2 separate regions of the Homo sapiens genome follow, and region 2 is linked to region 1. Evidence: chromatin loops called from intact Hi-C (ENCODE). Cell type or tissue: Caco-2. All regions are shown on one strand. Links, peaks and the distances in the headings refer to the core of each region. The heading gives the core; the rest is flanking DNA.

Region 1 (13,314 bases), core at 2,841-10,840:
ATGAGTGAACTCCCATTCACAATTGCTTCAAAGAGAATAAAATACCTAGGAATCCAACTTACAAGGGATGTGAAAGACCTCTTCAAGGAGAACTACAAACCACTGCTCAAGGAAATAAAAGAGGATACAAACAAATAAAAGAACCATGCTCATATTGATTCTTGCTACCCATGCTCATGGGTAGCAATAATCAATATCGTGAAAATGGCCATACTGCCCAAGGTAATTTATAGATTCAATGCCATCCCCATCAAGCTACCAATGACTTTCTTCACAGAATTGGAAAAAACTACTTTCAAGTTCATATGGAACCAAAAAAGAGCCCTCATTGCCAAGTCAATCCTAAGCCAAAAGAACAAAGCTGTAGGCATCACGCTACCTGACTTCAAACTATACTACAAGGCTACAGTAACCAAAACAGCATGGTACTGGTACCAAAACAGAGATATAGATCAATGGAACAGAACAGAGCCCTCAGAAATAATGCTGCATATCTACAACCATCTGATCTTTGACAAACCTGTCAAAAACAAGCAATGGGGAAAGGATTCCCTATTTAATAAATGATGTTGGGAAAACTGGCTAGCCATATGTAGAAAGCTGAAACTGGATCCCTTCCTTACACCTTATACAAAAATTAATTCAAGATGGATTAAAGACTTAAATGTTAGACCCAAAACCATAAAAACCTAGGCAATACCATTCAGGATATAGGCATGGGCAAGGACTTCATGTCTAAAACACCAAAAGCAATGGCAACAAAAGCCAAAATTGACAAATGGGATCTAATTAAACTCAAGAGCTTCTGCACAGCAAAAGAAACTACCATCAGAGTGAACATGCAACCTACAGAATGGGAGAAAAATTTTGCAACCTACTCATCTGACAAAGGGCTAATATCCAGAATCTATGGTGAACACAAACAAATTTACAAGAAAAAAACAAACAACTCCATCAACAAGTGGGTGAAGGATAGGAACAGACACTTCTCAAAAGAAGACATTTATGCAGTCAAAAGAGACATGAAAAAATGCTCATCATCACTGGCCATCAGAGAAATGCAAATCAAAACCACAATGAGATACCATCTCACACCAGTTAGAATGGCGATCATTAAAAAGTCAGAAAACGACAGGTGCTGGAGAGGATGTGGAGAAATAGGAACACTTTTACACTGTTGGTGGGACTGTAAACTAGTTCAACCATTGTGGAAGACAGTGTGGTGATTCCTCAGGGATCTAGAACTAGAAATACCATTTGACCCAGCCATCCCATTACTGGGTATATACCCAAAGGTTTATAAATCATGCTGCTATAAAGACACATGCACATGTATGTTTATAGCAGCACTATTCACAATAGCAAAGACTTGGAACCAACCTAAATGTCCAACAACGATAGACTGGATTAAGAAAATGTGGCACATATACACCATGGAATACTATGCAGCCATAAAAAATGATGAGTTCATGTCCTTTATAGGGACATGGATGAAACTGGAAACCATCATTCTCAGCAAACTATCACAAGGACAAAAAACCAAACACCGTATGTTCTCACTCATAGGTGGGAATTGAACAATAAGAACACATAGACACAGGAAGGGGAACATCACACACCAGGGACTGTTGTGCGGTGGGGGGAGGGGGGAGGGATAGCATTAGGAGATATACCTAATGCTAAATGACGAGTTAACGGGTGCAGCACACCAACATGGCAGATGTATACATATGTAACAAACCTGCACATTGTGCACATGTACCCTAAAACTTAAAGTATAATAATAATAAAATTTTAAAAAAAAGAAACTGAGTTCTTAAAGCCCAGTTCAGCCACATAGAGTGAACTTTGTAGAATTTTTTAACGAAAGTTTATTGTTGATTTCTTCACAGATTTTAGGAACCAATCAATCACTTCCTTTGTGGATCAGCGTGACAAAGGTACACATTGGTTCCAAAGACTCAAGAGAGGAAAAAGTAGATTTCAGGATCAGAGCTAGTCTAGAAATATTAACCTAGCAACCCTTATCTAAGCACATCACTCAGAGAATAAAGGATTGCACAAACCGCTACATACACTATACAATTCAACCTATGTGGTTCTGCTGTGACTTGCTTTAGGAAGCCTGAAAATATTGATACAATTCTTATTTTTCCAGTTAGTTATTCAAATACAAATCTGTCAATATTTGAAGAAATACCAGTTTCTCCCCTCCCTCCCTTTTTCTTTTTCTTTTTTTTTTAAGACAGATTCTCACTCTGTTGCCCAGGCTGGAGTGCAATGGCACGATCTCGGCTCACTGCAACCTCCGCCTCCTGGGTTCACGCCATTCTCCTGCCTCAGCCTCCCCAGTAGCTGGGACTACAGGCGCATGCCATCACGCCCAGCTAATTTTTCATATTTTTAGTAGAGATGGGGTTTCACCGTGTTAGCCAGGATGGTCTCGATCTCCAGGCATCGTGATCCACCTGCCTCGGCCTCCCAGTTTCTCCCTTCTGAGATGCATTCATCTAAATTATCTAAGAACCTAAGTTGTTGACTCAGGTCCAAAGAGATTTGTTCAGTTTACAAAACCAACTGTAGTTTCAGTCCCCTCAAACTACAGAGAAGGACTAATACTTGTCAAACTACTGAAAATTTGATCTATGCATTCAGAGGGCCACATGCACACTGCTAATGTGATGTCTTTGTAGATTCAACTGCTGCTGTCAGAGTTCAGGACATGCTATCCCCCAAATATGGCACCTTAGCATTTGAGAAAACAGCAGAAGCAGGAAGGTCTCTCTGACCTTCTCCCACCATGCTCTCTGGAAGCAGGCCAGAAAACCTAGGAAGGTCTCTCTCTGACATTCTCTTTCACTTCTCCCCTGAAGAGTTCCATGTGCCCTTTACCCAAAGGAAAGGAATGTCATACAGGGACATCAAAAATAACTCTGAAGAAGTTTTTTTTGTTTGTTTGTTTGTTTTACTTCTGAAGACCTTGCTAAATCTGAGGACCTTGCGCTAAATCTGAAGATCTTGCTAAATCCACCCCTCCTAATTAATTAACATTAGATTGTACCCTTTTGTCCTCCAATCATACTTCTGCGTGACTGTCCATAAAAATACACAGATCTTCCCATTTCTTTCGGTCTTCATTTCTGAAGGCTTCTGGGTCATATAAAACATATATTAAATAAATGTGTATGCTTTTCTCTTGTTAATCTGTCTTTTGTTACAGGAATCTTAGTCATGAATTTTGCAAAATGTAATGAAAAGAAATTACTTTTTCTTCTCTATGGTTTTTGGTGACAAACAGGAAGCAAGACTCTGCTCACTCCTGAGCCTACAGATGAGATCTTCAGACAATTGAAAAGATTATTTTTTCTTCCCTACGCTGCTAATGTCACACTCCAGTTCTCCAAGCTGGTAGCTCTTTTAGTTCATAATCTCATATTTAGACATTTTTTATCAAAGGCAGGTTAAATCTGGAGTGACCTTTTGTCTTAGCCATCATTATGCAAAACAAGTCCTACCACCTATACTTGGGTTATTTATTCTGTCTAAACCCACAGTGATTTCCCCCTTCTTGTCAAGGCACTGAGGTCCAAAGGACCCCAAAGGGGTGCTTTCTTGTCAAAAGGCCTCAGTGAATCCTTGTTCCAAGTAGGAAAAATGCCTACCTCATTTCCAGTGAGTAGCTCTACATCCCAAGTAGTACTGTGAAGGTCTTTATCATGACATAAAAGTCCTCATGGGCATGGAGTGCTATTGCCTTATGCATAACGTAAGGATGACTTTAAATATCTTTTTCATAAATAAATTCTCCAGTCTGGTGTGGCGCCTCCATTTTGGACATGGAAGAGAGTAGCATAATTATTCATTATATTGCATTCATTTCATAATGTTTTTAGATCTCCTCTACTACTTATTTATTATCCTCAGAGAATTGAGAATATAAATAGATCTTTCTAGTAATATTAAGGAGAGTTCATTAAACATGGGTTAAGAGAATCAATTGTGATCTTCGGTCTAGTCACTGTGTTCTCTCTGGTTAGGTGAGGTAAGAAGTATTAGCTTACAAAATTGTGCCCTCCCCCCATCACCAAGGATTAGCCTCATAAATTATTTGAAGAATCTGTAGTATTTAATTTTAATTTTTTGATTTTGAAATAATTTTAGAGTTATACAAATGCTTCAGTTTTAGTATACCCATCATGCAGCTTCCCCTAAGATCAGTTTATCTAGACATAGTATAGAGTTATTTAAACCAAGACATTAACATAGAAGGAATACTGCTAACTAGCCTAAAGATGACTCACATTTTATCAATTGTTTCACTAATGGCATTTTACTGGTCTGTGATCTAATCCAGAATCCCATAACAAAGTCAGTTGTCATGTCTCCCTAGTTCCAACAGAGGACAGTTCCTCAGTCTTTATCTTTCATTACCTTGACATTTGAGGAGTACTGTTATTTTATAAAAAACAGAGTTTTGTAGTTTGAATTTTTTTATTAATTCATTTTTTGGCAAGAACACAACAAAAGTATTATTTGCAGAAAGGATATTGTGTCCCCTTACAACACATCATATCAGGAGGTACAGGATGAGGATATTATTTATTACTGATGATTGTAAAATTACCACTTTATTAAAGCAGTGTCTACAAGCTTTCTTCACTATAAAGATATCACTTTTTCTTGGAATCAATAAGCACCTTGGGAAAAGTTACTCTGGGAACATGTAAATACTCTGTTTCTGTTCATAATTTTGTTCATTAATTTTAGCATGCATCTGTGATTTTTGCCTGCAACGATTATTATTGTGATGTTTACCAAAGGGTGATTTTCGATTTTTGATGGAAATAGACAGATTCCTTTTACTTTAACTAGTTAGAATTCTACCATAAAGAAAATAAAGAAAATTTATCCCTTCTTTTCTATTTATTTATCTAATTATTATTTAGACTCTTACGGATATATAGATAATTATTTTAGTCTATGGGTTATATCACTCTAATTTATTTTTCTCAAAGTGTCTCAGATTTGGCCTTTGGAAGTCTTTCTTGTAAATTTCTATGTCCTTTCAACAGTCTCCCATCATTTTTTGAGCACTTTGTTTTCTAGCACAACAAAATATTTTGGGATCATTTCTGTGCTATTACTAGCACATGGTAAAATTTCATTCAACAATTTTCCTGGTACTGGGTTGTCATTGTTTCCCAGTCTACTCAGTTGATGGAGTTAATGTACATATATATATGTATATATACATAGATTTATATGCACATGTATTATATATACATATATACATATAAAAATGTATGTATATATACAATATGTTCAAATATTACATATCCCTCTATATGGAAACCTATAAAATTATACATATGTGTACATAAATGTACACACACATATGAAAACATATACATCTAAGAGTCATTTAGTGTGCATGTGTTTATAGAGTGTGGATAAATAGGTAGATTATTTATATGAGAGGAAGAGAGAGTAGGTGGGTTCGTCTTCCCTTTTTACTTATTTCTAAGTCCTTTCTTTGAGTGAGAATTCAGCTCTAATTATTTACCATATAGGTGCTTATTTCTTCAGTCCTGATATACATATAAAGTACTTTCATAATTGTTATCTACAGTTCTATGAGAAACAAGTTTACTAACTAGAGTATTATATTTGTGTGCAGCTCTTTTGGTCTTTAACCTAAAAAGTATATAGTCAAAATGCTGTTTTCCAAACCGACTTAAGGTTATTTTCTTCGCACAGTCTTTACTGTGGTAATGCTATTAATTTGTAATTGATTTGATTTGTTACGCTTCATATTTCATCTTCAGTTTCCCCCCTGTTAAAATTCTGGTTAATTTTAATTGTTTATATTTTGGGATATGTGAAGGATCACCATGGTTTAAAGCATCAAAACTATTATAAAAATATGTATTCATAGAAATGTCACTTCTCCCTCATCTCTTCTGCCTCATTCTTATTTGCCCAATATTTCCACACTGTTTCTACACATCCCCTGTAATTAACCAACCTCATTAGTTTCTGGTTACTCTTTGTATTTCACTTTGCACATTTTTATAGAAATATATTTTAAGAAATGTCTGGTAATATCTTTTTTCATTTTTCAGCAGGTTTTCAGATTTTTGTCTCCTCAATTTTAAAGAGTTCTTTATATATTAGTATATTAGCCATTTTTCTAGATTACGTTGAATATTTTCAGCACGTTTGTCAGTTATCTTTTGGCAATTTTCTACTTTTTCTGCCATGAAAATATTTTATAGTTATGTAGTCAAATTCATCAATCTTTCCTTTTATTGCCTCTGAATTGTGAGATGGTCTTTCCCTAGATGAGAGTTAAAAAACAAGTTACTCATGTTTTCTTTCAGTAGTTGTACAATTACATGTTTTGCATTTAGATCTCTGAAACTTTTTAAGTTCCTTCCTGTGAATGGTGTGAGAAATAGATCTAACTATGTCATCTTCCAGTGGCTATCCATTTTCCCACCACCATTAAGTCAATAGCCCATCATTGTCCCAGTGACAAGAGATGCCGCTTTTATCATTTACTACGTTTTCATAGGCATTTGGGTCTATTTCAAGACGTTAAATATATTTCACAAAACAAAAAAAACAGGCTTTTTTGTCTCTTCATCCACAAGTACCACCTGATTTAGTTGCTGTGCCTTAATAATGAGCTTAAATTCCTAGTAGGGCTAAACCTTCTCATAGTGTTTCTTTCATAGTGTTTTCTTATCTATTTTTGCATGTCGCTTTTTCATATTTAAATTTCTATTTAATGTTACTTTGTCTAACTTCATAAAAAGCTTCTTTGTATTTTTATTGGGTGTTAAATTTATAAACACAACTTTGATAGAAATGACATCTTTATAATACTGGGTTGGTCTAGCCAGGAACTGTGCATGTCATTCCATTTATTCAAGTCTACTTTTTGGCTTTTAAGAGGGCTTTAAACATTTTGTTTTATGTTTTTTGTTTTTTTATTTTTAGTAAAGGTAATACCTTTTAAATAGGGCATCTTAGCCATCTGTGCTGCTGTAACACAATACCATAGACTGAGTAATTTATAAACAACAGAAATTTTTTTTCAGTTTTAGAGACTGGGAGGTCCAAGGTCAAGGTGCTGGAAGATTCAGTGTCTGGTGAGAGCTGCTCTCTGCTTCCAAGATGCCGCTGTAATGCTGCATCCTTTAGAGGTGAGGAATGTTGTGCCCTCACATGGCAGAGGGCAGAAGTGCAAAAGGGACAAGCTTCCCTCATCAAGCTCTTTTATAAAGGCAACTAATCCCATTTACAAGGGAAAAGCTCTCATGGCCTAATCCCTTCTTAAAGGCCCTACCTCTTAATTCTATCATATTGGCAATACCTGAATTTTTCAGGGAACACATTCGAACTATAGCATAGGCTTATTGATTTCTGTATGTAAATTTGATATTATGCCATCTAACTGAATTATTTTATTGTTTACATTATTTTTAGCATTGATTCTCCAGGGTTTTCCAGGAGTCTATCCTATCAGGTGAAAGTAGAGATGTTCCTATTTCTCTTTACCCATACTTATGCCTCCATGAATTTCTCTTATATAAAAGTAGTATAATGTTAAATACTATCAGAGATTGTGGACATATTTGCATCTTTCTTGAACTTAGTGAAAATGCCTAGTATACATTTTCATTACATAAAATACCAGTTTTATGACAAAGATATATAGTATATGTTTATATAAATGTATATTTGTATATTTTATATATACACACACATATACACATATATGTGTACACACATATACACATATATGTGTACACACATATACACATATATGTGTACACACATATACACATATATGTGTACACACATATACACATATATGTGTACACACATATACACATATATGTGTACACACATATACACATATATGTGTACACACATATACACATATATGTGTACACACATATATTATCATCTTTAAAAAGTGCCCATAATCACTATTTTCTTGAATATTTTTTAGCAGGAAGTGGCTTTGAATTTTGTTGAAGGCTTTTTGTAAGCAACTATGAAGATACATGTCTTAGTCTGTTCAGGCTGCTATAGCTAAATACAATAAACTGAGTGGCTTATAAACAACAGAAATTTTCTAATAGAGCTGGAAGCTGGAAAGTCCAAGACCAAGATCCTGGCAGATTTGGTGTCTAGTGAGATCTTGATTTCTTATTCATAGATAGCTCCTTCTAGCTGTACCATTATATGGTGGAAGAGGCAAACCAGCTACCTTAGGCCTATTTCATAAGGCACCAATCCCATTCATGAGGACTTTGTTCTCATGATCTAATAACCTCCCCAAAGCCCCACCTCCTAATATCATTGTCTTCGGTTATAGGATTTCAACATATGATTCTGGAGGGAACACAAATATTCAGACCATAACAATAATCATATGATTTTTAGATGTATTAATATAGTATATGCTCTTAATAGGTTGCCTAATATTTAACCACGTTTGTATTTCTGGAATGAAAAACACTTGTCTGCGATGTATTATTTTCTTAATGTGGCACTGGACTCCATTTCTTAAGGTTATCATATGTTTATATTGATATTCAGAATTGATACTGGTTTACTTTTTGTACTGTTCTTATCAGCTTAAATATCAATGTTACTTACATTTGTCCATAAAAGGAAATAAGTTTTCATCCATTTTCAGTGATCTGGAACAATGTATAGTGTATTGAGGCCATTTTGTCTTTGATAGATTTATAGAATTCTTCTTTAAATCCTACCTGGTCTAGTACTTTTTAATTGAGGGGAGAGTGGCAGGGTTTTAATAATTATCCTTACTTCTATGGAAATTAGACTATTTGAGCTTTGATTTCAATAGGCTCACAGCTGGCTCATGCGTGTAGTCCTTTAAGAGGCTTTAAGAGGCCAAGGTGGGAGGATTGCTCAAGGCCAGGAGTTCCAGGTCAATGGGGTCAACTTTAATAATCTGCACTGTTTTAGAAAATAATCAATCTCATTAAGATTTTCAAATTTATTTTCATTCAAGCCTTCAAAGAAGCATATAACAATTTAAAAAAAAAAAAACCTTTCTTTTGTTTCAATGTCTGTTTCTCCCTTGTCATCTCTCCTTTGTATAATTTTTCATTCTTCATTTTTCTTGGTCAAGTCATTTAGCAATTTATCCATTTTGCTAATTACAAAACAGATTTTTGACTTGTTAATTAGGTCTATCACTTTTTTCTTTTCTTTATCTCACTAAATTCTGCTTTTCTTAAGCTTTTAGTAACTTTGTTATTTCTTTCCTCAATTTTTTAGCTGAATAATTAAATCATTCATTTTCATATTTTATTTTTACTGAAAAAATTATTTAATGAAATGTATTTTTCTCATACCACTACTTCAATCATATTTCTGATATGTCATATTTTTTCATTTTTTAAAGAAATTTTGTAATTTCAGCTTATATTTTCACTTCAACCAAACATTTATTAATTGAAATTTCCAGATGCAAGAGACTTTGTATTTTGTTTTGTTAATAATTTAGAATTTTATTTCATTGTAATATGAGATTATTGTTTATAATATTGCTATTTATGGAACTTACTATTTTTGTGACATTGTATATGAGTAAATGTCACAAATTTTCTAAAAAATAAAACATTTGTACATTAGTCTTTCTCTTAGCCCATTTGGGCTGCTATAACAAATTACCATAGTCTGGATGGATTAAACAACAAATATTTTTTGCTCATAGTCCTAGATTCTAAGACGTTTAAGATCAAAATGCTAGCAGATTCAATGTCTGGTGAGGAACTGCTTCCTGGTTTATAGATAGCTGTTCTCTGTCCTCACATGGCAGAAAGCGTGAAGGAGCTCTCTGGGTTCTCTTTTATAAGGGCACTAATCCCATTCATGAGAGCTCCACCCTCACAATCTACCTCCTAAAGGCACCTAATACCATCACACTGAAGGTTAGTATTTCAACATATGGAATTTTAAGAAGACACAAACAGTCTATGGTACTCTGCCAGTTACTTCCATCTTTATTATACATTTTATATATATGATATATATAATATTTATAAAGCCAGATACCACTCTAATTTTTGTACCTCTATATGATAGTTTATCTTTTGGCCTGGGGCTTTGAAGATTTTTTTTTAATCAAAATTTTTACAAGAGTATGTCTTTGAGTTCATCATTTTGGGTAAATTTTTCCAAATACCCAAGCAGCCTTTTTATTTATTTATTTATTGTTGTTGTTGTAGTTTTCTGAGGAGTGTTACTGTGTCTGGAGTGCAGTGGCGCAATCCCAGCTCACTGCAACCTTTGCCTCCCAGGTTTAAGCGATTCTCCTCGTTCAGCTTCCTGAGCAGCTGGGATTACAGGCCTGCACCACCACACCCAGCTAATTTTTGTATTTTTTTCATAGAAACAGAGTTTCACCATGTTGGCCAGGCTGGTCTTGAACTCCTAACCTCAGGTGATCTGCCCGCCTCAGTTTCCCAAAGTGCTGGGATTACAGGCAAAAGCCACCGTGCCTGGCCCTCAGGCAGCCTTTTTAATATTTACCTTTGGGACTGGTAGTAGTGTTAGAAAGTTTTCCCGGGTTATAGTTTTAAATATTAGTACTGTCCCATTATTTTGTTTTTCCTTTTCAGAGAAGGAATGTTTTTCTTTCTTAGGCTATCTTTCACTTCCTCTATTTTCTCTCTGATCCTTCTTACATTTTTGTTCGCTCATATTCATTTTCTTGATTACTTTATGCTTTCTTCCATGCCTTCTATTTTATTTTTATTATATTCCCTCTTGAAAACATTGGATATTATAATTTATTACTGATATAATTTTGCCATTGTCTTCCCTTGTTTCCTTAAGTTCAAACAACTCTTCATTTATTTCTTATTGTATTCATTTCTGTGCTAGGATTTTAATTTCTGATTCATGGTAGTTTTTCATATTCTCAAATGCTTGTGATATATTCAATTCAGTTTGTGGTTTGTTTTTCATTTAGTTTTGTTTTCGCCATTTTTTTTTTCATTTGTGGTTGTTTATGTGGAGAGGGCATTTTCCTCTGTTGTGTTGAATCTCATTTTCTGATTTTAAAATAAAAACTGTATGAATCTGTTCATATTTTTTCTCTTCATTTTTGTGCTATTGGGGTATTTTCTAAAATGACTAGTTTTATGGCACCCTCTTCTGTCATCATAACTAAATGCAGACACTAGCTGATTTCTGTTCTTTTGATTTGATGGTGGGGATGCGATTGTATGTTCTTTGGGGCTTTTGGGCCCTCTTGTTTCGTAGGACCCTGAAATATTCATCTTTTTTTTTCCTTTTACCATTTATCACCTAACTGATTAAAAAAAGTTGTATTTACTTGCATTCATTTTTGCATTTTTCCCCCTCAGAAGCTACAAATTTCAAACATTGCATGCATTTTAAGTGTCTTCCCTATGGTTTATGTTCTGATATATCAGAACACTTTTTTTGTATTTTCAGAATTAGATTGTACTTAATCTTTCTGACAGTGGTTTTTAGGACAAGTTTATACCTGTTTATTTGATTCTTTCTCCATTCCTCACAGTTTTTCTGAATCTACCTTTGCTTGCCACAAAGTCTTGGGGAAGGGAAAGGGTGGTAAGGACAGTAAGATCATTCACTGGGATTTGGTAATTTTTTCTGTTTTACTTACTATCTGATTAAAGTTTGGGAATTCGCTGTATTGAAGTTCTGCAAATTGAGTTTTTTGTAACTTTATTTTTCTTTTCTTGTTGTTCTCTATTGGTTTTGGAGGAAACAAACTTTGGGAAACATGGACCTAACTGGCTATCACTGTCTTTAAATATCAGAAGTCCTCACCTTTAATATTTTATGTTATCTATGCATCTTTGCCCCTTTCCTCCAGTAGCATTAGAATTCTGACAAAATTCTTTTACATTGTGGCCTATGGCCACAATGGCCTAGGAACAGCTTATGCTTTGTTCTTACTTTCCCAGGCTGAACATTATTTGGCTTACACAATCTGCCTTTCTATAGTATTTAAATCCAGCAGCTCTGGGGCAAAAAAAAAAAAAAAAAAAAAACATGAAAGCAATATGGTCAATAAGCAGTTACACAGATAATGCTGAATTGCTCTGTGTCCAGCTCTAGCCAGACATAAGTGCTACTATTACTATGCTGGAAATTGTTCGCATTGTAGGTAGCGAATTATAATATGCCTTAGCTTTCCCATAATGCTTTTATATTATAACAGAACCTGCATTTTTAATCACAAACATAAATTATGTGTGTAATGCAAGTTACTTTACTCTACAGAATAGCCAAGGTCCTGAATGGGGAATCTCTGGGCACCAAATCCCATCTTCCCACTGCCCATGCATATGGACCCCTCAACAAATATCTGTGGCTCATACACACTTTGCAAATATATATCCTCTTAAAGTAAGACAATGTATGAAAGACATATTAAAATGAGATTCATAATATATAGAAAAGTTTTAGTAAGCACAATGCATTCTCCAAAGTTCACGAAGAAAACTGCAACTTACTATGTATTACATTTGAAAATTTTTCTTTGAAAACTATTCTTACTGAATAATAAACAAATGCTCACTATCCAAGCAGTGCTTGTCATCTGTGAAAAAAATGTAAACAAATGAATAAATAATATATAAATACAGTGAAAGGCTTTCAAACAAGGGAATTGAATGCTGCAGGCCTTGTAATGCCAATTACAGGCAGTATAGAAACAATTAACTTGTTTTGTTAAGCATTTAAAAAATTTGCTTTAACTAGATAGTCTTCAGTCTCCATATCTTACGAAACTTTTTTTTTGAGGCAGGGTCTTGTTATATTGCCCAGGCCAGTGCCGAACTCCTGGACTCCAGCAATCCTCCTGCCTCAGCCTCCTGACCAGCTGGGATTACAGGCACACACAATCACATCTAGCTCAAGAAAACTTTTTTTTTAAATCCCTGGTAGCTGCCCAAAGCCTCTATACCATTTGTCATTCAAGCTTTTTTTTTTTTGTCGGATACATATAAATAATCATATGGGATACACACAGAGAGAGAGGAAAGACCTCAGAAATTATTCAATTGAGGCAAATATCTGAAGTGCTTTCTAATCTGAGTATCTGTAGGGTTCATTAAAAGTTTCATAAAATAATGATTCCTTGGGATTTATGGGTTACACTGTTGACACTCACATTCTTATACTGGCCCTCATTAGAGGAAACCAGGATGTGCAAAGAAAACTATTCTTGGCCTGGTTTCCCAGGGAACCAAAGTGTATGAATTTTCT
Region 2 (13,314 bases), core at 2,037-10,036, 220 kb before region 1:
AAGAGTCCACTCACTTTCTTCTTAAGAGAACAAGACCAGCATATAGCATGAGTTTCTTCTAACAATAGGAAGTCAGTAACCACCAATTAATAACAAAATAACAGAAGACTGCAGAATAGAATATGCTATTCATAATTCCTGGAGATTCCCAACTATCTACCCCCCTGTTGGGGCCCCTGAAATTATTCTTATTGTGATAATATGGTCATAACTGCAGGTCGTGACCCATAATAAACCAAAGAAATAAACACCAGAACACTCCTGAAAATGCATCTCCTTGCCTACCTGAATTTATGCTCTGTTGCAAGAGCTTGCATAGCTCCGATAGTGTTCAGCATAACTGATTAAATAGGACCTCCGGTGAACTCCTTAATTGGTTAAGATGGAGAGAGCAGGGGATGGATATTTCATAGCATTATATAGAAACACTATGGGCTTGAATTGATTAAATAGCAACACCCTTCTACACTACACAAAAAGTTTCATGGTGCTGCGTAATGTAGATTTGTTTTCAGCTTAAACTCCAAAAAGAAACTGAATCTTCCCACTAGGGAGAAGCAAGAATATTATCAATGTTTTCACTCATAGGTGGGAATTGAACAGTGAAAACACATGGACACAGGAAGGGGAACATCACACTCAGGGGACTGTTGTGGGGTGGGGGGAGGGGGGAGGGATAGCATTAGGAGATATACCTAATGCTAAATGACGAGTTAATGGGTGCAGCACACCAACATGGCACATGTATACATATGTAACAAACCTGCACATTGTGCACGTGTACCCTAAAACTTAAAGTATAATAAAATTTTTTTAAAAAAAGAATATTATCAATGATCCTGCTATTACCTCATCAAAGAATGTTGACTGAGCAAAATCAGGGCTGAAGCAGAAGAGACCATTCACAGAGCCCTCACTTTAGAGACACAAAGTTATGACACTATGTGCCTATCAAAGAGCACACAATGTGGGTTTAGCATCATGTTTTGCCAACTGCATGTATCCTAAAGTTAAAGGATCTTTCCAGGTAATGTATCTACATTCAGATGTGAAGATTCAGATGCCTAAAGTCAACATAATCAAGTAATAATTACCATTTGTAGTATATAAAACTTATCAAATGAGGCTAATATCTGTTTGTGTAGGTAACGTATTAAATACAACATGATTTCTGTTTCTGACAATTTAGATATTGTGGGGGAAGAAATGACAAGGAAAAGAGTGCACGTGGTTTTACATTTCAATCCTGGACTGGAAATATTTCACTTGCTCCTCCAGATCCTTTGCCCCTTCTCCACTGTTTTGTCCCCTGAACAAACGTCAGCCTCTATGAACTGCATCAACTGACTCACCTGCCACCTGGGTTCCATTGGATCAAATCATAGTGCTAGCAGAAGATCATAGTGCAGGAGGGGAGCAAAGTTCTGTTTATTCCCTGGCTCCCTTCCTCTCAGGTCACTGGGGTCTTCATAGAGCTTTCTCTCCAGGTTCCACTAACTCTTCCTTCCTCTTTTGACTTCAAGCCTGTAAGTGATATTGACCCTCTTTGCCATCAGATGCTGCACCATTCCTGGTTGTCATCTTCCAGTGTAAATAATACCTTTATTTGCCTTCAGTTACCTAGTTTGAGTGTGTCATCTCCTTCTCGCCTGTATCCTGACTGCTACAGACACGAAAGAGCAGCTGTTCTTTTTCTCAAAACATTTTCAAATACTTTTCCTTTAGTAGAAGCATAGGCTCAATTCAGAAAGAGCTGCCAAAGAACATTAAGAGTCAAGATACAGGCGGAAGAAGCGGAGTCATACAAATAGATTTTGTTTAAATCAGGAATTCAGAATGACATTAAGAAGTTGGAGAGAGCTGTAAATATTACAGATAAGTAACTACTGGTGGGCATTTTGTCAATTTGATTAGAGCAAAATCTCCATAGCATTATTGTTGATAAAGACATGGTATTTAAAATAAATTTGAACAAACATGTATACAAAAAATATTAATTTCCTGCAAATTGTACCATAGGAGCCCTGATGTAAAAAAAAAAAAAAAACCCAGCAAAAAATAAGAGGAGCCCAAGGCAAACAGGAAATAAGCAAAGCTTGAATAATGTCAAAAAATCCAGACTGACTCAAGATATTTTCTTAGCTCTTTTAAGCTAAAATATTCCACCATTCCATCATGAGAAGGTCCATTAGATTATTGTATCAAAACCTGGTGGTAAATTTTTATAATGTTTTGCATATGTGTAGTAGATCACTTTTATATAATTTGTTGAGCCATTCATTTAATTTGAAACAACTGCCTTAACTTTTTTTTCTCTCTACTATGGCCCTGTCCCTTGACCTCCTCAGTGGGCTTCTGACCAAGCTGTGCCAATCAGAATGCTTCATCTGGGAACCTGGAATTAAGGTAAGAGACAGAATTACAGTTACACTATGTGTACAGAACATAGTGTGCAAATTTGTAAACCATGGGTAATCATCTATCCTCTCTGTTGTGGGTCCTCCCACCAGCAGACCAGCGATCCAGAGAAAGCTGGTCTGCTGAGGAAGGAGAATTAAGCTGATGTAGATGGGCAGAACACAAGTTGAGAGTAAGAGAGAGAGTGTCTTAAATTCCTGAAAGCTGCCTGCTTCCTCCTAGTAGTCTCTGGTGAGGACCAGGTACATTCCTGCCAAATTTTGGTTCTGCAAGATGATATATTCATATAACAAACAATGCTACATAATTTATTTTTTTCCTTCAGCTTAGCTTATATTGACTTCTGTCACTTGTAATCATAGTCACAATACAATATTAACTTTCCAGAGTGTGGATCCAATCTTTTTATCTCAGAAAGTAACAGCTTAAAGAATTCCTCCAAGATGGATATTTAGATTAGGTGAACCATACCTAAGGATTGTAGTCAAGATTCTTGAACTCTCTTCATCTAATTTGCCTTTGAGAGACCTTTTTCTTTATCTTGATTCAACACATTATGCTTTTATTGTAATGCAATCCAAGCACATATCAGGCAAGATCTTGAGAACTTTGGATTATAAGTATCATTCTACCTAAATAATTAAGTTGAAGAAAAACATAAGGATACATGGTGAAATACAGGCCAGTATGGAGCACGAAGGCTATCATTTCTTCCTGATTTATGATATGCACTCAGGAAGGCCCAACAGGCAGAAAGGTTAACCGTTTTTATAAGATCAAAATTGGGTTTTCTTGGTATAATAATAGGTAGAATTTATTGCATAGCTTTTGTACCTAACATTCCTCCAAATGTCCTACATTGATTAAATAATTTAACTTTTGCAATAACCCTTTCGGTAGTTACTATTTTTATCCCTATTTTACAAATAACTCAGTTGAAGACACAAGAGGTTACAAAACTTGTCCAAGGTGACACCACCATTAAAAGCTGAACAGTCATTAAAGGAAGGCGATCTCTCTCCCCAGCACTTGCTAGCTCATCCACTGTGCTAGCTGCTTCACATATATCATAAGCACAATGCATTTCACAAAACTGCCTCTGTGTGTGACTTAGGCCTAGGAAGAAATAGGGATTTCAGACAAAAGATACATACATCAAGTCCCAATAATGAAACTCTGATTTTTTGTATTACATTATTATGCATGAAATGCCCATCCCTTCCATATATTTAAAAAAGTCCTAAAACCAACATGCCAATAACAGTTACATTGAGGCAGTACTTAATGTCCTCCTTATATTTGTTCAAGTTATTTTTTAATAAAAAGAAAATGAAGAAAACCCTCATAACTCAGTAGCAATCGAAGCAAAAAATTATTTTAAAAGATACTGTTACAGTGTATATATTATACATGAAACACTGACTTTCAAACTCAGCAAAATATTTTTAATCCAGCCATATTGCTTCTGAGTAATTATCCTGGCTGTAAACACCAGTAAGTCAAATATAGGAAATGGTATGGCTTGATGTTGTGTTAACCAAGTTAATAAAAATTTTAAATAGCAGTAATAAGCTGTTGAGGAGAAAATAAAATGCTATGCTTATGGAGAGCCTAGTAATGACTCTGAGTTAGAGAATTGCAAAGAAATAGAATCAAACAGCCCTGTGCTACAAATTGCTGGAGATGTGGCACTGGTATTAGCGGTAGGAGAAAAGTCTTACTTACAGTCATATTGCTAACCATCCATATTAGGAGGCAGTTAACCAGGACCAGAATGCCTAGGTTCAAATACAAAGTCCATATTTTGGCAGAGTCATAGCTGTGGCATATTACTTAGTCTCTCAAAACTTAAGTTTTTACCTCTGTAAAGCAATGTTACTAATAAAACACACTTCTCAGGGTTGTTCCAAGGATCAAATAAAAATACATATAAAGTGTTTATCAAGATACAGAGAATATGGTAATTGCTCAACAAATATTAGCTAATGGTAACAGTAGTGAGCTTGGCTCTTTATCTCTTTTTAATTATATTAGTTTTGTTTACTTCGCTAGGAATATAACTGTTATATATGAAAAATATCAGCATCTTTGATATGAAGGAAAAATTACTGATGAAAGATTAAAGGCAAAGTAACAAAACACAAAGTTGTTAAATTAATAAAATAATTTATTATTTTATATGAAATAGAATGTCCTAGGATCAACCTGTAAATTAATACAAATATGCCACATTTCTAGCAATACCTCAGATATCAGCACATCAAGCCTTCTTTCACTCAACTAGCTAAAAGACAAGTGTTTGCCTAGAATCTACTTCTTAAGATATTCTTAAAAATTCTCAAAAAAGAGAATGTTCACTCTACACCCCCACAAGTCTCTGAAACCTGAGTTAGCATGATTTTATTCTGGAACACCTGAGTGAGTATGGAAGAAGATCACGCATCCAATGAGTTATTAGCTTCCACTTTGCTGTCTCTCTGCCCTGATGTCCACTGTCAACGCCCCCTTTTGACTCTACTGTTCATTGTCACTGTATTACCCAAGGTCAATCTCTGGTCTGACTGCAGTCTGGGACCTCTGGACCTCTGCTAATCATCACAACCCTTGGGCCACTGCCATTACCTATACTGCTGATGACTCCTCTAAAGCATTGAGCCTGAATACACCTCTCTTCAGTCAGTGGGGGAATGCCTTTCCTTCTGTGTCTCAAGTTGGCTTTGTCAAAGAACTGTAGAACTGTAGAGCTTCTGGTCACATTTCAAAAAATATCACTCAATGCTTATCCAAAATCCTTTCTCAATTTTTTCCTTAATAACAGAACAGGAAAATACACAACTAAACTGAACACCAAATACTCCTTTATCGCTAAGGGTGTTCCTGTGACCAAATGACCCTGTTCAGAGCCTATAGATGTACTTTGAAATTTCCAATGGGTGGAGCTTTAAGGAAAGAAAGATTACAAGAAAATTGCAATCCATCCCCAGTGGGTGGAGCTTTCAGGAAAGAATTCAGCCTTCAGCTTTTTTTCTCTTCTTCATTCTTTTTGTTTGAAATTAGATGAGATTCAGGAGGTACAATGGTCTTGTTGCTACCATGAGACCAAAAGCATAAAAACAAAATTATATATTCTTAGGATGAAGTACAAAAAAGATGGAAAGATCCTGGCTTCCTAAACATATCAATGAGCCATTGCATTAGTCTTGGACTATGTAACTCTAGACTCCTTATTGTTTGAGACTAATTCATTTCTTGTTCGTCTAATTTTTCTATTGTTTAGTGCCAATAGCGTTTCCAACAGGCAGAGCTTTTAATGACAGAATGTGTTCCTCTATACTTGAAACTTCTCCTTTCCCCAAAATAGAAATGGCTTACAGCTTGCACAAGAGCATATTCAATCATGTGATTACTGGAGTGGCCAGGGAGGGCATAGTTGAGCACAATTTCTTGCCCTGTGTTGACAGCACCTTCCACGCAATGATGCTGAGCCTGACCCAGTCTGTCATACTGTTTTCCTTACTTGAGGCAATTGGCTTTTAAATTCCAATTGCCTCTCTTACCAGGGCTCTCCTCTGAGATTTCTCTTCCATCAAAAAGAGATTTTGGCCAGGCACAGTGGCTCACATCTGTAATTCCTGCACTTTGGGACACTGAGACAGGTGGATGGCTTGAGCTCAGAAGTTCGAGACCAGCCTGGGCAACATAGTGAGACCCCACCTCTATAAAACAAACAAAACATATTTTTACAAATGAATTGCCAATGTGAACAATGTTCAGGAAACATCCTATAAGACTTCTGGGAATGTAACAGGGTAGCTGTTCTAACAACTCCTGAACCTCCCATCTAATTTAAGCAGTTTTCAGTTTCTGAAGTAGTATTGTTAGCCTGTCTCCTTGAACACACAAAGGATTTATGGATGGTATTAAATAACCGCACAGATCAACCTATTAGAATTTCAGCCTTGATCTGACCTAGACACTTTGAGGAATCCAAAATGTCTTTTCGGACTGGTAAGGTAGGAGAAAATTAGGTAAAGAAATCATTATATTGAAAACATTTTTATTAGATGATTCCATATATTTTCCCACTCATACATTTTGGTTTCATAATTTTATGATTAGGACTATGGCTATGTGTCTTACTTATATTTGATTTAATATTTTGTTAGAATAGCAGTCCTTACAGATACATATTTTAATTATTTATAGGCTAAGTATCTGTTTATCTAAAACATTCACATATTTACTTCGAACATTTTAAAAAATCTATGATTAAATATAAACAATATAATTATTGAAAAGTATAACTTTCAATGTTCAATTCCTCCCTCTAATAAGAAAAAAAAACACTTTCACAAAGTCCCATTTATTTTCCTATAATATAGATATGATCTCTTATTTCCTAGCTTGTTGGTTCTCTAACTTGTGAAAATCACAGATAACCACCTTTAGGTTTAAAAACAATATTAAATTCATGCTTCAAAATAAGGTGAATTATTTTAATGTAATTATTCTAGTGGTTTCAATGTGGAATCAGTCAGAAATGAATAATAATATGCAAAATTGTCAAAATAGCTGAGTTTGGACAAAAGAAAGCCAGACATTTCTTGAATTCTTCTGTTGCTATGTTATGCTCTAAGAAACAGCACATTTAATTCATACAGCACTCCCACTGACTTCTTCATGAACACTGAAAAAATCTGTTTCAAATAGAGGTAATTAGTCAGTGATTAAGAGACAGAGGATAATTAGTGCAAAAGAGAAATGACTTTGTTTGTATAAGAGCTGCCAGTCCAAAAGAAAAGAAGCCTTAGGAAAAAACTTTTTAGAAGAAGTATCTAAAGTTTTAAGGTTAATTGATTCCAAAGTTAAAAGTTCAAAACTATCAGCACAAAAGTAGAAAGTCAGGCAGTGTAAGTACACCCTTAAATGTGTTGTTCACACTACTTGGAACACTCTTTCCCATGACCTCACTTGACTGTCTCCTCATCTGATTCAGGCTCATTTACAAATGACTTCTCTTCCAAGGGGGTTCCCTGATTATTCTAGCTAAAGTAGACCTCAACTATTTACCCTGCCTTCTCTTACTCATTTTATTCATCAGAATCTGGAATTTTATCATGATTCATTTTTTTCTTGCCAATTATCACCTGTCTCTCCCATTAGAATATAAGTTGCATGAGGACAGAGTGCTTACCATGTTCTCCACTAAATCTCCAACACTTATAGTAGTCCCTGGCACATATTAGTTGACCAAATATTTGCTGAAAAAATGAATACCTGAAGGAGTTTCTTTCTTTACAAAGATCTTTATGGGGGTTAAAAGTGTTGTCTGTTGTAAAAGATTTTCTTCTCAGTAACAGCTGTATGAGATTTTCAGGTATATCTTGGAATGATGCTTAGAATTCATGTGAATTATTTGCCTGATCTTTCATTAATAAACCCTGGATTCCACCTCCTCTCAGAAGACTTCCTATTAAGTAGAAGTAATCAACTCCACAGTTGTGCTCTAAAAATGCCTTGTTCATTTGTGCATGTATCTCCTTCAATAGCAAACCACTCAGTGGTGAGGATTATGGCCGATTTGTCTTTATCATTGCCTCAATACTTAATACTGCATGTAGCATCACTGTCTGAGAAAATCACATCGCATGACTAACTCAAAACATCACTAGACACAAAATCTCTTCCCATGAAAACATTCTCTTTTCAAATACTTAATGAAGTGCTCTGTCCAATACCAATGCTGCCCAAATCTAAAGCCTCGCCCCTTAATATGACACACTTTTCTTTATGGTCCACTGGATGGCCATCGCTGCAGCTGAATGATCAATACAGTTAGACTATTTTCACAACACAATTTTTAAAATAACAGTTGTCACTTACTATATTAGCTGACCTTTTCTAGGTGCTCTAGCATCCACTCACCCCAAACCAACTAGATAATAAAAACAATATATGAATAGCATTGGTAAGCCAATAGAAATTGCTGTAACTTCTTTTTGCCTGCCCATCCTCCTACTCTAAGCAAGCAAGTTTATTTTCCATTCAGCCCCAGAAGCTCACATGTGTCTAAAGATATAGTATGACCCAAACCTCTCCATATCAGGAAAAACACTGAAGAGAGTTAAATAAAATTCTTACAATCTTAATTATGAATACAAACTATAAATGAGTTTAATGTCTGCACATTTTCGTATTATCAGAAGTCTGAAACAAAGTCACTGTAACTAACCTTCCACCTTGTCTTTGTACATTAATATTTTAGATTGCAGATTAAAATGTACATTTGAGTGAAGCTATTTCATATTTGTGGTGTATGCCAGAGACTATAGAACAGAAAATGGAGTTGAAGTTTCCACAGATGTTTATAGATGTATAAAAGGAATTTTTAAATTTACTTTTGAAAAGTCAAATATATATTCTTTTTAGTGAATAATGTGATTATCTTTTAATAAACCTCTCATTTCCTGGAAAAAATAAACACTTTCTAATTATGCCAAGAAATAAATAGAAGTGTATTTATATCAAAGCATAAGAGAGATTTTTTTCCTAAAATTATTTCTTAGAAAAAATAGAAGTCATGTTATGTTTGCATCTATATAAATACTCTCCACATAAATATTCTCATAGAACAGGGGCATGTTTAATATGACATTTTATAGTGAAGAATATGGCACTTATCTAAAGAGATATTCATCTAAAAATCCTATATAAATGCCACATTTGGATGACTATAGCAATTATTTATTTGTTTTCACTATGTGTAGTGAAAACAAAACAAAAAGATAAAAATGAAAATAGCTTTCAAATTTAAAACACACATAATAATTTTAGGATTCTGATCTTCACAATTTCAAATGCTGTATATGGTCATACACAAGCATTTAAAATCAATTTTAAAACAGTATAGGAGAATGGGTGCAATGCAGACCTGGAGATCTTTTTAGGTTCAGTTTCACATTCATTCACAAAAAAGAATGGGTCTAGTTGGCATCAGATTCACTTAAGAGGATTCAGGACAGGACATGCAGCTTCTCGGGTGGGCAGTGTTGAGCATTCTCTATCAAGAAGAGTGGACCTCACAGCAATCCATACAGCAGTCCACACAGCCCCACAGAGATAGTTCCGAAGTGAGAAAAACTCACATTTGTCAAGTTCAAGAGGCAGCCTGGCTTAAAAGTCTCATTCTCCACAGGAAACAATTTATTGTAACAACCCATAGGCATAACTTATGGGGGTCCTGGGAGCACACGCCCAGTTACAAGAATCATCACCCTTAGGGAAGCCCAACAGTATAGTGCTGCAGTAAGTCACTTGTTGTTCACTTAGAGTCTCTCTCAGTATAAATGCTATTTGCCAATCTGTGATCATTTTAATTTTAACCAATGTTGTTAATAACATGTTCTTCCATTTTAGGTTTCTAGGGAAAGAGATCTAGAAACCTAACTAAAGCTCATATTATCATGCAGAAAGGAAAAGTTTTTCTTAGCCCGTTACCCACAGATGGATTTCAGTGAAGGAAGAGTAACATGTATCACACAAACCCTCTTGCCAAAAATATTTATAAAGTCTAGGAAAGCAATATTTTTAAAAATGAAACTGTTGGAAGGCATTAGAGAACAGCCGAAAGTGGACAGAACCTTGTGAGGAAACAACCTTATGAAAAAAGAAATAAATTCGGTGAGATCTGTATAAATCCAGCTTTTATCCTGGGGCATGCTTTAGTTTGTGTACTGCATGGGAGATAAGGCACAAGCAGAAAACAGAAGTTCTGCTGGCCTAAGTTGTGAAAGATCAGAGCTCAAGACTTCCATGAGGCAGAAAATGTATGCTGATTTTAAGGAAAAGAAAAAACTGCAAGGAGAGAAATCCTAAAATCCACATATTCTTTTAATATTCTCAGCTGATGCTGAACTGAAAACACAGTGGGAAGACCCCCAAAACTCCATCAAAACTCACCATGAAGGCTGCAAGAACTGAGCAGATTTTGGTAGTTATCTAGCATTTGGGTGATAAAGTTTGAGATCAAATCCCACTAAGTTAAGGAGATCTAATAAACACAGTAGGCCTTTCACTGAAAACAAAGAAGAACCCAAAGCTAGAAGTAAGCATCACGTTCCTGGATTAAGCATACATGTATGGTATTGATAATGCTTAAAAATTCTACAAAATGAAGGTGATCCACCACTAATTTTACTCCTTACTAAAACAAACTCTGTGCTCTTCACAGAGAGATCATGGGTCCAAACTCTATTTAAAGTACCATGCACATTGTTTAATATGAAGTCAAATATTATTCGGCACGAATAAACAGGAAATTGTATTCTAAATAAAAAATATAGTCAGTAAAAATAAAGTATTAGATAATTTAGATCTTAGAATTGCCATGAGATATTTAAATAATAATAGTATATATTTTAAAGAATGTACAGGAAATTGTAGATATAATGGGTAAAGACAGGTAATTTGGGGATAGAGATAGAAATTAAAGAAAAAAATGGAGCTCTAGGATTAAAAATTCAATATCTGAAGTATGAAAATTATCTGAGCTTCAGCAAGTCATCATCTTTTGCTGGTGGAAGGTCTTGCCTTGATGTTAATGGCTGCTGACTAATCAAGACATGATTGTTGAACACTGGGGTGGCTGTGGCAGTTTCTTTTCTTTTTTTTTTTTTTTTTTGAGACAGAGTCTCTCTCTGTCACCCAGGTTGGAGTGCAGTGGTGTGATCTTGGCTCACTGCAACCTCCGTTCCCTGGGTTCAAATTATTCTCCTTCCTCAGCCTCCCAAATAGCTGGGACTACAGGCATGCACCACCACACCCAGCTAATTTATTTTATTTTATTTTTGTTGTTGTTGTTGTTGTTGTTGTTGTTGTTGTTGAGATGGAGTCTTGCTCTGTCTCCCAGGCTGGAGTGCAGTGGCGCGATCTCGGCTCACTGCCAGCTCTGCCTCCCAGGTTCAAGCCATTCTCCTGCCTCAGCCTCCCGAGTAGGTGGGACTACAGGCTCCTGCCACCATGCCCGGCTAATTTTTTTGTATTTTTAGTAGAGACGGGGTTTCACCATGTTAGCCAGGATGGTCTCCATCTCCTGACCTCGTGATCCGCCCACCTTGGCCTCCCAAAGTGCTGGGATTACAGGTGTGAGCCACCACGCCCGGCCTGTCACACCCAGCTAATTTTTGTATTTTTAGTAGAGACGGGATTTGGCCATGTTGGCCAGGCTGGTTTCGAATTCCTGACCTCAGGTGATCTGCCCACGCTGGCCTCCGAAAGTGCTGGGATTACAGGTGTGAGCCACCATGCCCGGCCAGCAATTTCTTTAAAGAAGAAAACAATAAAGTTTGTTGCATCAATTGTCTATTCCTTTCACAAAAGATTTATCTGCAGCATGTGATACTGGTTGACAGCATTTTACCCACAGAAGAACTTCTTTCAAAATTGGAGTCAATCCACTCAAACCATGTTGCTGCTTTATCAACTCAGTTTATGTGATATTATAATATTTTGTTGTCATTTCAACAATGTTCACAGCATCTTTACCAGGGGTAGATTCCATTTCAAGAAACCATTTTCTTTGCTCATCCATAAGAAGCAATTCCTTATTCATTCAAGTTTTATTATAATATGGCAGCAATTCAGTCACATCTTCCAGCTCCACTTCGAACTCTAGTTCTCCTGCCATTTCTACCACATATGCAGTTAGTTCTTCCACTGAAGTCTTGAATCCCTCAAAGTCATCCATGAAGATTGTCAGCGACTTCTTCCAAACTCCTCTGAATGTTCACTAAAACCTTCTCCATATCAGCAATAAGGCTGTATTGCTTTCTAATCATTTGTATGTTCACTCGAGTAGCGCTTCTAATTTCCTTCAAGAACTTTCCCTTTGCATTCGAAACTTGGCTGTTTGGTACAAGAGACTTAGCTTTCAGTCTGTCTTAGTTCCACACAAAACTTAATCATTTCAAGCTTTTGATTTAAAGTGAGAGGCGCCTAGCTTTTTTTTTTTTTTCACTTGAACTCTTAAATGCCATTGTAGGGTTATTAATTCACCTAATTTCAACATTGTTGTGTCTCAGGGAATATGGAGGCCCAAGGAGAGGGACAATTATGGGGGTACTGAAAAGTGGAGCAGTAAGAACACATGCAACATTTGGCCAGGCACGGTGGTTCACGCCTGGGTGGGAGGCTGAGGTGGATGGATCACTTGAAGTCAGGAATTCGAGACCAGTCTGGCCAATATGGTGAAACCCTGTCTCTACTAAAAATATGAAAAAATTAGCTAGGTGTGCTGGCACACACCTGTAATCCCACCTACTCAGGAGGCTGAGGCAGGAGAATCAGTTGAACCAGGGAGGTGGAGGTTGCAGTAAACTGAGATCATGCCACTGTACCCCAGGAGTCTGGGCAACAGAGCAAGACTCTGCCTCAAAACAACAAACAAACAAACAAAAAAACCGACCACATACAACATTCATCAATTACGTTTGCCATCTTATATGGGCATGGTTCATAGCACCCCAAAACAGTTACAAGTGTAATATGAAAGATCACCATAACAGATATAACAATAATGAAAAAGTTTACATTATTGTGAGAATTATCACAATGTCACACAGAGACACAAAGTGAGCACGTACTGCTGGAAAAACGGTGATGATAGACATGCCTGACTTAGGGTTTCCGCGAACCCACAATTTGTGGAAAAAAAAAAAAAGAAAAGAACAAAAAAAGCCGTGCATGATGGCTCACGACTGTAATCCCAGCACTTTGGGAGGCCAAGGCGGGTGAATCACCTGAGGTTAGGAGTTCGAGACCAGCCTGCCCAACATGACAAAACCCCATCTCTACTAAAAACACAAAAATTAGCTGAGTGTGGTGGCACGTGCCTGTAAT

The links. Peaks named below come from ENCODE experiments on the same cell type or tissue, not always from the same donor. Only the 100,000 strongest peaks of a DNase experiment are listed, where the experiment ranks them.
Region 2: a loop joins it to region 1, with 2.9 times the contacts of the local background. A loop is called at or near these places in 2 of 110 quality-filtered maps.

What each region holds. Positions count from the first base shown.
Region 1 is chr10:64,424,832-64,438,145 of GRCh38, reverse strand. The region is part of intron 4 of LOC124902439 (a long non-coding RNA gene); the gene reads right to left. Among named protein-coding and RNA genes, the nearest start is that of LINC02671, 490 kb to the left of the region's middle. In Caco-2, for the core only: a CTCF peak has its summit at 7,225; a DNase peak (open chromatin) is centred at 7,205.
Region 2 is chr10:64,641,635-64,654,948 of GRCh38, reverse strand. The region is part of intron 4 of LOC124902439 (a long non-coding RNA gene); the gene reads right to left. Among named protein-coding and RNA genes, the nearest start is that of LINC02671, 280 kb to the left of the region's middle. RefSeq lists a silencer at 10,051-10,251. In Caco-2, for the core only: a CTCF peak has its summit at 5,837; a DNase peak (open chromatin) is centred at 5,868.